Regions from separate parts of the Homo sapiens genome. Here regions 2 and 3 are each linked to region 1. The links are chromatin loops, found by intact Hi-C in ENCODE. Cell type or tissue: heart left ventricle. All regions are shown on one strand. Region 1 overlaps RERE (arginine-glutamic acid dipeptide repeats). Region 2 overlaps RERE (arginine-glutamic acid dipeptide repeats). Region 3 overlaps RERE (arginine-glutamic acid dipeptide repeats).

Region 1 (4,000 bases):
AAATTGAATCTGTAAGAATACAGATTATACTTCAGTAATATTTTCAGTGACTAGAATTCACCAACATTAGCCTTCCTAAAAACTTTCCACTAAAATCAAGGGCCTCCCTGGAAAGAGTTGACCATGCAACACTCCAAATTCACACTACACCACTAAGAGCTTACACAAGGAATTTCTCCTTGTATCAATGCATAGTAAATTTCTTCTCCTTCCTATGAGGGTTTTTCAGTTGCACATTCTTCTATATTGTATGCTTTCTTCCATCCTCACAAATGCACAAAATTTAGGTGGCATTCAAATTTTTTCTAACCTTTATCAGAAGAAAAAGGAGTGGAAACAAAAAGGAGCAAACAGTATAATTCAAAAACTTCATTTAATATCTACTTGGGTAAGAATTCAATTTGTCCTAAATCTTATTCTGACTGGCTCCCTAAATAAACCACAGTGAAAGCCATCTGTCTGAACCTGCTCTGCAACAGGACACCCCAAAAGCACAACTTCCCCTGGGTAGAAGAAACTAGTGTCTGGCTATCAAGCAGTGGGTACGAAATGAGGCCTTGTCAATGACTGCCTTCTCAGCACCAACTACTCTTTTTACTCCATTTAAGAGAATAGAATTCCAAGTCACATGACAACATACACATATGCAAAAAATGCTATCCGATTCTAAAACAGATACAAAAATAAACAAAATACCTAAACTTCAATTTCTAACACAAAAGTCAATGCATACTTTTTTTAATTGCCAAAGAATTTTCCATAAGCTCTAAAAGGAAGATGAGTCTGCTTCCTTTTGAAGGCAAGAGACTAAGTAAAAACTGATGTGACATAACCTTTCATTTTTAAAAAAATCAATTTTAAGGTGTTATTGTTGCAATCATAATTCACAACTGTTCCCTGAATATGTCAGACTTCAGAAAAAGATCACAAAAATTATAATTTGCTCTGGCAAACAGGCTCTCAATCAAAACAAGGTTCCACCCACCTTCAAAGCAACCAATAGAAGCCCACCTACCATCCTTCCTAAAACATCCAAACAGAGCTGCTCTGCGGCCCAGGCATTCCATACTAGCCACAAGGCAAGGGGGCGGCCTGCAGGCTTGCTCTGCAGGTCTTGAAGGCAAACAAGCTTGGCAACACACACCCAGCACGACTGAGGTTAAGATTATACTACGAGCCGAAGAGGTAAGGGGAAGAGGACAGGGACAGAGGGACCCGCAAAGCTTCACATTCTATATCTGCTGAATGCCTCTCCGGTAGTCCCCATTCTTAGTTCTGATTTTACGCTTCACAATACCACCTACATGGCCAGCTAGGGCTGAATTAAAGGCTCTCAGGAACATGCACTATGAATGATGAAATGATTCATAAACACCTTCAGAAGTGAGAAAGAGCAGCAAAACCCATCACTGTTTCGGTGAGGCCAGGGGAAGATAGCCTACCTGCAGGGGCTGAATGGATCATCCATGACTAACACGGGCTCTGGTGAGTCTAGCTGGATTCCTGAACCTTTACTTTCTGCTAAAACTCTGCCCTTTTCTACACTAACAACTCAAAATGGAGGCACATGCAGTCTCAGAGACCTCATAGAGCTTTCACTGAGCTTGTGCTATGACCTAAGCCTTCACGCAGAACGCAGAAACTTCCCCTCACTCTGACAGGACTGAGCATGTGCTGTGACCCTCCCTCATCCACACACTGTCTCTCCACGACGCAATCAATCTCAACCCTGCTGTTTCCGTAAATAAAGCCCAGCCAACAGACTCTGCAGCTTCTCCCTGCACACCAAGCTAGTGTGCAGGGAAGTGGGGCCTTAGAAAGGGGATCCAAGACAGCCAACAGCAGGGAACTGAGCAAGCCCAGCCATGGAGAGGCTTCAGTTAAATGCCCTGCTCTGTCAGGAACTCAGCAAGCCAAGCCACGGAGGAGCGTCAGTTAAATGCTCTCTGCTCTGTCAGCACAACAGCAAGTTTTGTCTTTTTTTTTTTTTTTTTAAGGTAAATGGTGATTTTAAAAAGCAAGATCACCAAGAAATAGAATCAAAAGACAGATATGAATGACTACACACAAGATCAACTAATAGAAATACTGCAACACATTTAAAAACATAGTAGTAGCTACTTAAGAGAAGCAACTTCACAAATTTCTTTTTGAAACTCTAAACATTTTGAAAAAGACCAAACAATCCGGGTAAAGTTATGGAGTGCTTGGCCTTGTCACACAGGTACAGACACAGTGTAGATGGTATTGTGAGCAGGGTAGCTAAAGAAAACTGTATTTTCTGCAAACAGCTTAATCTTCCTTAGATAAGAAACTAAAAATAATAAATAAAACATTCCCCAAATAATAAATTAAAACATTTCCTAAAGTAATACTAGCCCAATCAAGTCTAGCTTGAAGAATCTAATTCTAACAATTAGAAAGACAGGAAGGTTCAAGATTCAACATCGTGCCACAAACACATGAACATCCAAAAATCTCATTTGAGGTCCTGATTCAAAATACTAAGGCAGATCCATATAAGAAATCCTAGCTTTGGATGTGCAGGCTTAGTTTCCACTTACAAACTAAGAGGTGATTCTATAGATTATTAATCAGTTACAAAAAGAAAAAGAAATGGAAGACCATGAACCTCGCCAAAATTATAAAGGACAAGATAGGGCAGGAAAGGGCAGTGCCAATTCTGTTTCCCAGAAATGTAATGGAATGTCAGGAAATTAAAGCCTGTTGAAAAGAACACACAGTGTCCTCAAGATTCCTACAGTGAATGCAGAATCAATTCCATTTCCATAGCACTCCCGTTTATGCTATGAAATAAACTAAATTCTGAAACTATGATTCAATAAACTCTTATCCTGCCGATAATGTAATTTAGAAAATACAAGAAATGCCAAGTACACTTAAATACGTTTTCCTTTGACCTAACACATGAAACAAGTATCTACAGGCTGGAAGAACATTTTCCCTTATTGGTATGTGAGACAACATATTCCCAAAACTGCTGTTACTACCAACAGTCTAGAGAAAAATACTTTCTAAACACAAAAGCAATGGAATTAGAACCTAGCAGCCAAATAATATGAATATGAGCAGCAAAGAATTTCCTCCCAAAAGTGTATATATTAAAAAAAAACAAACTATCTAACCCTTTCATATGGAAAATGTTTACTTGAAGAAATCAACACAAAATAATATGTAATAAATTCATCAGTCTCTGAAAGCCCATGAAACTGTTACATAGAGCACACTATAAAAACGGTTACTGTAACAGCAAGTTAAGAAATGTGGATTCTAATTTTGGTCTCATTAGATGCCCTGAGTTACCAAAATCCAATGGCCTTCCCCTGTGATAATGGATTCCAATGGTGGCGCCAGCCTTTGTGGATATCCTCTTCATTGTCTTTCCTGGTGCTGGCATCTCACAGTTGGCTTCACATGCCATGCCACCAAGACAGACAGCCCTTTCTCTTGTTACCCCTCAGGGGCAGCGTACCCCAGCGGCCACACCCCAGATCTCCTCTCCTTCACACTCTCTCCCGTGGAAAAGTCACCCACACTACCACCATGCCAGCCAGCTCCACTCTGAAGACACTTCCTTCCTGGCAGCAGCTCAGAAATGCAGGAGCCCCCGGAATCCTCTCACTGTACCTCTCTGGGGAACTGCACCTCTCTTATTAGATTCTAAGTCCTTCAGGGACAAGGACACTACCTAAATCATCTTTATTGGAACCACCCAACTCTCCTATTTTGTACCTCAAAGAACTCTATCTGAAGCAGTGGAAAGGGCACAGTATCACTCATATAGTATGGCTGGCCAAAATTACATAACCTAGATCTAATCGTGGGGAAACGTCAGACAAACTCAAACTGAAGAACACTTGACAAAACTGGCTTCTAACTCTTCAAAAAGGTCGATGTCATAAAAAATCTTTAAAAAAGGTGAGGAAACATGTTGTGAAAACAAAGAGAGACAAGGGATATTAAAGAGACACAACAATTA
Region 2 (4,000 bases), 120 kb before region 1:
CCAGGCAAGAGTCAGAGCTCATACAACTTTGTGGAGGGTGAAAAGAACCCTGCCACAAATGTGCTACAGAGCCCGCATCATCTCCACAACAAAACACCCGACACCCGAGGTTCAAAAATCTACTTCATCAAAGATCAAGAATAACTCTGGTTAGAACTGTTAAATCAGTGGAAAGTTAATGAACATGGAGGATGAAGTCCAGAAAGTGCTGTCTGCAGTGTTTGGGGCAGGCATTCGCATTAGGAAACCCTCTGTGGTACAGGCTCTCTCAGTGGCCAACTATTTGGTGATCTGCACATTTTTAGCATAGAACCTTGAAATGATACAGCTGTGCTGGTCATTACGGAATTCTCTTTTTGTGTGACAGAATTGTGACAGGCTCCCAGGACCTAAACCCAGAAGGAAGCAGGACCATATTGCTGCCTAGAGAAGGGGATGGAGCAGATTCCAGGACACCGATGAAACAGAAGCTTCCATCACAGTGCTTTCTGCTACCTTATGAGACAGTTCGCATCTCAACAGCTCTAGGATACAAAGGAAGCACATACATTTATACTTTATAAGGTGGCCAAGGAATCCTACTGTGAACAAAGAATGTCTAAGATAATAAAATTCCACTTTTTTTTTCTATAAAAAGCAAATCTTGTCCCAGATGCAAGCACTTGCAACAGAAGCTCTGTGGGGGAAGCCTACCTCTCAAGGCCCTAGTTCTTGGCTCATCCCCACCCCATGACCTGGACAAGACCTGTGAGGGTGCCATTTTTAGTATCACCGTGCCTCAGTTTCTCCACCTGTGCATGTGGAATGATACTGGCAGCCCCCGTAGACTTATGGGGATGACTGCTGAGCTGATGTCTATAAAATGTTCTTAATGGCAAGGGCGAAAGAGCTATAAATACAAGGTCAAAGCAGCATTTAAAACCTTTTTAAAGCTGCAGCCACTTCTTTCTTTTGAAACAGAGAACCACAGGGAGGATCAAAGGCGTGCTGCTGTTAACTGCGGCTCTCAAGGCCTTGCCCTCCACCTGGCAGAAACCCTAGAGAGGTCTACCATGATTTTTACCTTGACTAACAAAATCTCAAGACAAGTTGTACAATGGTTTCCTGGAACATTCTGAGTAAAGAAATGGGAAACCAATACAGCTTACCTAGCTTGTTACCTTCTATGAACGCTGGCATTAAAAGTAAAAGGCAGCCTTGGGAGGAAGAAATGCAAACACAGAGGGAGAACATAGCTTCCCCTTGTCTCTCTCTGCCACAAAAGCCTGGCCAAAGTGACTCTACTAGGTTGAAGCAGCCTGCATAATAAAACGCTTAACCTTGGCTAAGTTAACCTCCTCAGCCATTAAAAAAAGGGAGGGTGGGGGAAGGGCTAGCAAAATCAAGCTTACGGGAAATAAACCTAATCAAAGCCGAGTAGTAACAAAGGGCACCAGAAACATTTCTACTGTATCACATCCCACAGGCTGGCCAAGAGCCCGGAATTTTCATTACAACTTTCAAAGAGAGCAAGAGGAGGAGGGAAAAAGATTTCACAAAAGCATTATCAAGGCCCCAACCCAGGATGCCCTGCTGTACAACCAAAATTTGTAAGAGGTCAGCCTTTCAGGGAGTCAAAAACCCAGCATGTGGAAACTGGCAGGCCTTTTATATAGTGGGAGGGGTTCTTAAAACGACTACTGTTTCGCACTGAAGTCTCTGAGCTTCACAGATCATTAAAGGTTTCTGAACCACAGAGAAAGGAGGGCAGAGTTAAGGAAATAAATCAAAAGTTCCTCTGGGACGCACAAATGCCTACTTGGAACAGGCTTTCAGCATGAATATCCTCCACATTAAACAACAGGGAGGACTTTTCAAAATAAAAGCAGAAAAGAGATTCATTTTGTTACAAGCAATGCACTTTTTCCTTTTGGTGTAAAGGTTATGTGTGCTATAAAAAATGACTCCTGCCGTGAGTGCTGCGGGGAGGTGGAGGCTGGGCTTGGGGCAGGAGGTGGTGGTGGTCAAAGAAAACAAGTAGAAGTGAATACAACGCCTGAGAATGCTGTGTTTGGGGGTCCCCCAAACAAGTCTAAATGTCCCGCAATGATTTGGGGGTAGGATGTGAGGTAGGAGAATGGTATCAGAAAGGAATTTCTTCTACATTTATTCCTTGCCATCCTTGCCCAAGAACTGAAATCATTTCCCCACAGCCAGAAAGAACTGTCTTCTTTGTGGGTGTGCAACACACACAGTTGCAGATCTGGGGAAAAGAGACTGTGCCGTTTTGAAGGCAGAGCCTCACACTTCTTAAGGAAATATCAGTTGTCTCAAAACCAGCAGAGGGAGTACAACGTTTGAGAAGAGGAATGGCCAACCCGATTGCTGAGGATTCATGTTTAGCCCCGACAATGGTTGTAAAGCTGAGCTATCTACCATAACTTCTGCCCTTGCTCTCCTGTCACCCAGCAATAGTAAACAGAAAGAAAAGCTATACTACCTACTCAGATGGAATTAGCTTGTTCTAACAACCGCATGAGGCAGCAGAGAGAAAAGGAGAACTGTCCACACTTCTGTCGGGACACAGTTCCTGTGAGCAGCACTGTTTTGGGGAGAGGAATAGAAGCAGGGGGAAGGCTCAATGAAAAGCAGAAAGTCCAATTTGGACTGACAGCAAATCCCAAAGCAATGATTTTACCTTAAAATCCAGGGCTCCTAGGCCAGTCTGTGAACAGCTCATTTCCAGAATTTTTGTTTATGAGAGGGCAAAATGGAGAACTCTGTCTTTCAAGCTTTTCTTTCAACAGATGATTTGAAACAAAAGCAGCACACTCATGAAGGCGTATGTCTGCTAAATGGTTGCTATCTTAATCTTTAGCCACAGTTTATCAAAACATGTAGGAATGGGTTGAGAAATTAACTGGTGCTAAGATTATCAGCATGGACAAGTTCCTGGGGAGGGCCTGGCGACATGATCAAAGCTAATGGTCCCTCTCCCAGGAGCAAAGAGCCTACTATTTCATGCATGATGATGTTGGGCTCTGGCACTGGAAATCTTTGCTCAGGTCCATTCTAAGTGTCGAAATGGTGTAATTAATGGTTAGCCTGGGTATGCACTATTCAATCAGGCAATTTTTTTTTTTTTTTTTTTTTTTTTTTTACTAAATCCGAACATTAATGCTTTCTCATTGTGGGAAATGAGAGCTGGGATAAAGACATGCTCAACTCAACAGAACAAACACAACCTATATGTGACTTTATGTTAGTCTAGGAACTGTGCACTGATGCACACCCAGGAGGCACTAAGTTAACACACATGCATGCATACCTGCCTGCCTGCTGGGTAAGGAGGGCTGGGCAGGGGAGGGGGGCCGCCCTGGCTGGGGGACACGGCTGGGGCCATTGTTGCCACTTTCTCCTCTTTGTAGACATCAATTTTTACAAAGGGCCGAATGATAAAGGTCCACAAGACCTCACCCAGAACGGCTGTTGCAGGAAGCAGAGGCCTGAGCAGCCTATAGCCAGAAGCCCAGGCAGGGGGTGTGCCAACTACACAGGCCCACATGAAGAGCCTCCATGAGGAAGACGTTATGGCAAGAATCCTCTAAGTCTCCAAGGGACGAGATCAGAACAATGTATGGAAGGTGAAGTGATACAGATTTCAGCTTAATAAAAGGAAGGCGGCCCGAAAAATGGAACTGTTCAAAACCACAATGGCTTCATTTAATGGGTTCGATGTCCCCAGTCTGCAGGAATGCTGTAGAAGATTCAGGTAGTGAGAAATACCTCAACAGACAAGAAAGCTACTTCAAGGACTTCCTTCGGCAAGGCCTTTCAAACAAGTTTTAACATTGAAAACACCCATCCTTCAAAGAGCTTGAAGCCCCAAGTGTCCATCTTCCAGGATGCACAAGACTCCCCAAGCCTTCATCCTCCCATTACTATTTAATATCCACACTACATTGTTCGGCACTTGGTTTCCCTCCAGTATGCACCGTGGCAGCCAGTAAGACACCCCCAG
Region 3 (4,000 bases), 150 kb before region 1:
ATCTGGCTCCTTCTTTGGTGGTCCACGTAAAGGGGATGAAGAAATCCACCCCTTCCTTACTGAAGTGGAGAGATCTAAAACTTTTTTTTAAGGTATGTTTTTTCAGGGAGAAATCCCAGCAAGCAACAAATAATAAAAAACAAGGCCTCAAATTATGTAGGGCAGAGAGGGAGAAAGAAGCATGGTGTAGAGCTGCTTCCTAAACCCGGGCCCAGAGAGTGACCCAGGCCATGAGGAAAGAGCTGTGGCCCTGAGAGCCGGTCCCAGGAAGTCTGCATGCGACGCTGTCCCCTGAAGAGCTGCCCTAACTGGAGTGCTCCAACGCTGCTGCCGAGTGCAGTCAGGAACATTTCCTGGCATGGAATCCTATGCGAGTCATTCTTTCCTTTCCCTCCCCAACGATTCAAGGGCTGGATCTGACAACTGTTCAGAACATCTGAGGTGAGAAGCCGGGCACTGGGCAGAACCAGCAGCGATATTCAGGAGCAGCCACCTTCTACAGATCTTTTTCCAGGAGGCAACCGGTTGTCTTCCAGTAACAACTCTGGTAATTAAAGCACTGTTCTCCTGGGCTCCTTCTTTTGTTAACCAACCGAATCCTCTAATCCCTAAAGGAGCCTGGCACTGTCAGCGGGCTCTGCTGCTAATCGTTAAATATCACCTCTGTGGTCTCTGAGTGCAGCAGGGAGAATGATGATCTGCTTGAAGGCACACGCAGAGAAGTGGAATTCTGAAATCTCAGCCTCCTACGTTCAAGAGGCCGAAGGGCTCTGATCTAAACCGCCACCCACGAGGAAGCCCACAGTGAGGAGGCAGCTGCCTCCAGGCAAGGCAGTCCCTCGGTGCCACCTCCAGATCCTCTTCTGGGGAAAGGCAAAGGGAAAGGAGGGAAGTACGTGAAGGTCTTGTGGCTTTAACTTGTAAATAGGTGGGGCCAGTCTAAGACACTCATGAAGATGTTCCTTACCCAGGCACCTTTTTATAACATTTTAAAAAATCAGTTAAAAAAAATTTTTTTTTTACCACTACATTTACCACTCCATTTGTACAGTGCAAAGGAACTGCAATAGCTCAAGATTTCTGCCAACACTGAACACTGTAATGAGATTTCCTAAGCTCTGTGTTGTTCTGGTGGATGAACTCAGCCATTTGCTAATCCCACCCTGGCCCCACACCTCCACTCAGACGTCTGGACCTGAGGTCCTGCCACAGCTCTTCCCTGGGCCGGCCCTCCCATGCTGCACACAGACCAGGTGAGTCTTCCCAAAGCCCCGCTAGTACCTTGCCACTTCTTCTCCAAACGGTCAAAGGTTCCTCAGGGCCTAAGGAACAAAGGCCCAGCTGCTTGACTACTTCTTCTGAGACTTTCTCTGTGTTACCGGAAGACTTTTCTACCATATTCCTTTCTACCATATTCCCCCGCCTCACGGCCTTTGGCTTATGTCAAACACAATGGCCAGTTTTCTGTTCCTCAGCACTCTCCTGCCTGCTGGGTGAGCCCCTGAGCCCCATACCACCCCCACCTCCTCCTCTGTCCAGGCCCTGTAGTCCTCCTCATCACTCAGGACTCAATTCATCACATTTGCTGCCTTCTTCTCCATGAAGCCTTCCCTTCACTTCACTCCCCCACCACTGGATGGCATCATACAGGTTTCACTCCTACATCTTTTCATTCCCGCCTCTGTGCTGGCACAGACAGGCTTCCCTGTGCTGTAACCATACATGGGCCCACCCAACTTGCCAAAGTACGTGCTATCTCATCTGTGAGTACCCCACAGGTCTAAGACAACATCTTGAATAAGTATTCAGTAAACATCTGATGAAATGATTATTTCTGGAGAATTAAAATTCACCTGAAATTAAAAGGATAAAACTTTTGAGAAATGGATACCGAATTGCCACTTTCTTATTTTGCCATGTAAGGTCATTAGAAGTAACTGCCTCCTGATCTCATCATTATTTTGTAAAAGAAATGACATTTTATCTCCAAAAAAGTAAACAGAAAAAGTTCTTTGATTACATTTACTGTTAGGAAAAATGGCTACATTTATTTCTTATGGGCCAGTGAAAACGCAATCCACATGCCGATGTTTGGAAGTGGCTGCTCTGAAGGTGAGTATCATGGAATGGTGGCTTAGGAAGCCACTGAAAATGCTTCCTCACTCAGCAGCCACTGAAAATGCTTCCTCGCTCAGCAGCCACTGAAAATGCTTCCTCGCTCAGCAGCCACTGAAAATGCTTCCTCGCTCAGCAGCCACTGAAAATGCTTCCTCACTCAGCAGCCACTGAAAATGCTTCCTCACTCAGCAGCCACTGAAAATGTTTCCTCACTCAGCAGCCACTGAAAATGCTTCCTCACTCAGCAGCCACTGAAAATGCTTCCTCACTCAGCAGCCACTGAAAATGTTTCCTCACTCAGCAGCCACTGAAAATGCTTCCTCACTCAGCAGCCACTGAAAATGCATCCTCACTCAGCAGCTTTATTTACAAACAAGCAAACAACATTTTACTATGAAATCTACAATAACTAAGCTAAGCCATATCTTTTTATATCTTAATATATATTTATCTTTTACATATACTTTATCTTCATCTTTATTTATATTTTATCTTCACAGACTCCCAAATAGATAAACCTTCATTTTCCCTGCTTTACAAATGAGGCAACTGAAGCACAGTGAGATGAAGCCATGTGGCCAAGCTCAGTTTCAATGAAGTCTAACGCCCTTAACCTTAGACTCTGCTGTGCTGCTGCTCTAAAACGTTTGACCATCATGGTTTAAAGCACTAAGAGGAAATAGCCATCTAGATTTTTTTAAGTGAGGGGGGCAAATTTGGGCTATCTTTGATCTCTGGAATCTCTGGAGTTCAACGCAATAGCATCTTAATCTTCATACCTGGACCTTCGCAGTTATGGCTGAGGAGCACAAAATATCCCTGTGCCTCCTGGTAATAACAGGATGCCAGCCTTCCCAGCTCAGGGTAGAGCCCCCATCCCAGCACCCATGGACTACAGAACTGCACCTGCTTGAAGCAACTTCAGGGGCACACAAATCAGAAGCACATTTGGTAGCCATGAGTGAAGATTTAGAATTATGCACATGTCTATAGAAACGCTTTCTGCTTCCTATACCAAGAACAACCTCTATGACGACATGAGACAGACGCTGGGAGCCTACAACCATGAACCCTCCCCACCTCACTACCTACTTACCATACCTCACACCACCCACCAGCTTCTGATACAGGAGAAGCCCTCTGGCCTACTTTTGGCTCTAGGCAACATATGTCCCAGAAATGTGCCAATAAGTGGCCTTCACCTGCCTCTTGATCCAAAAGCAGTGATGCCTGAGTCTAGATAAGGTAGAGTCCCTAAAGAGATACGGGCTCTGCCCAAAAAAAGATGTTTGCATACACCTACTATACAAAGCATCTTTCCAAACTGCTTCCAGCTAGAAGTATCTATTTAAATCAGTGGTTCTGAACTGCGGCTCAAAACCGTACAGGTGTTGGAGGGATCCCAGGGTGGGTCTGCTGAACCTCTATGACCTTGTTGCTACCCACTGCAAGCAGATCTATTAAAAAAAATTATATTCATTGATCAAGCAATAGATAACTATTGGTTTCCTTGTTTGTTTGTAAATAAAGCTGCTGAGTGAGGAAGCACTGACAGTGGCCTAACTTCAACTTAATTAAAAAATAATAGTAATTAAAATAATTTAAAAATAAATAAATAACAGATTTGGAAACCACTCATTTGAAGGCAAAGATTGAGGCCACTGCAAAACAGTCTAAAGCTCAGGCTGAACTGAAAGACTCCCACGACATGAGGGGAATCACCCCGGCCTCTGGCCTGGAAGCCCTGGGCAGTTCCAACACAATTTCACTTACATGGAACCCACACACACAAGGGCCCCCTTGGAGGCTTGTATTTCTAAACCTCTTGGAGGTTTATTTCTTGTTTTACTGAACTGTTTGTTTAAATATAGGATGTAAATAT

The links. A loop is a pair of places that touch in the nucleus more often than their neighbours do. Peaks named below come from ENCODE experiments on the same cell type or tissue, not always from the same donor. Only the 100,000 strongest peaks of a DNase experiment are listed, where the experiment ranks them.
Region 2: it touches region 1 in a loop (2.2-fold over the local background); 7 of 110 quality-filtered maps call a loop at or near these places.
Region 3: a loop joins it to region 1, with 2.4 times the contacts of the local background. A loop is called at or near these places in 12 of 110 quality-filtered maps.

Annotation. Positions count from the first base shown.
Region 1 is chr1:8,524,317-8,528,316 of GRCh38, forward strand. The region is part of intron 7 of RERE (arginine-glutamic acid dipeptide repeats); the gene reads right to left. Among named protein-coding and RNA genes, the nearest start is that of SNORD128, 31 kb to the left of the region's middle. RefSeq lists a silencer at 934-1,228 and an enhancer at 1,045-1,094. In heart left ventricle, no CTCF peak of the experiment used is centred here; DNase peaks (open chromatin) are centred at 1,090 and 1,765; H3K4me3 peaks cover 2,110 bases; H3K27ac peaks cover 2,769 bases.
Region 2 is chr1:8,406,861-8,410,860 of GRCh38, forward strand. All of the region lies in intron 12 of RERE (arginine-glutamic acid dipeptide repeats), which reads right to left. Among named protein-coding and RNA genes, the nearest start is that of RERE-AS1, 16 kb to the right of the region's middle. In heart left ventricle, CTCF peaks have their summits at 2,379 and 2,581; a DNase peak (open chromatin) is centred at 1,475; H3K4me3 peaks cover 1,605 bases; H3K27ac peaks cover 3,109 bases.
Region 3 is chr1:8,373,359-8,377,358 of GRCh38, forward strand. All of the region lies in intron 12 of RERE (arginine-glutamic acid dipeptide repeats), which reads right to left. Among named protein-coding and RNA genes, the nearest start is that of RERE-AS1, 49 kb to the right of the region's middle. RefSeq lists a silencer at 151-445 and an enhancer at 313-1,005. In heart left ventricle, a CTCF peak has its summit at 1,639 (motif pointing right); a DNase peak (open chromatin) is centred at 337; H3K4me3 peaks cover 1,035 bases; H3K27ac peaks cover 1,995 bases.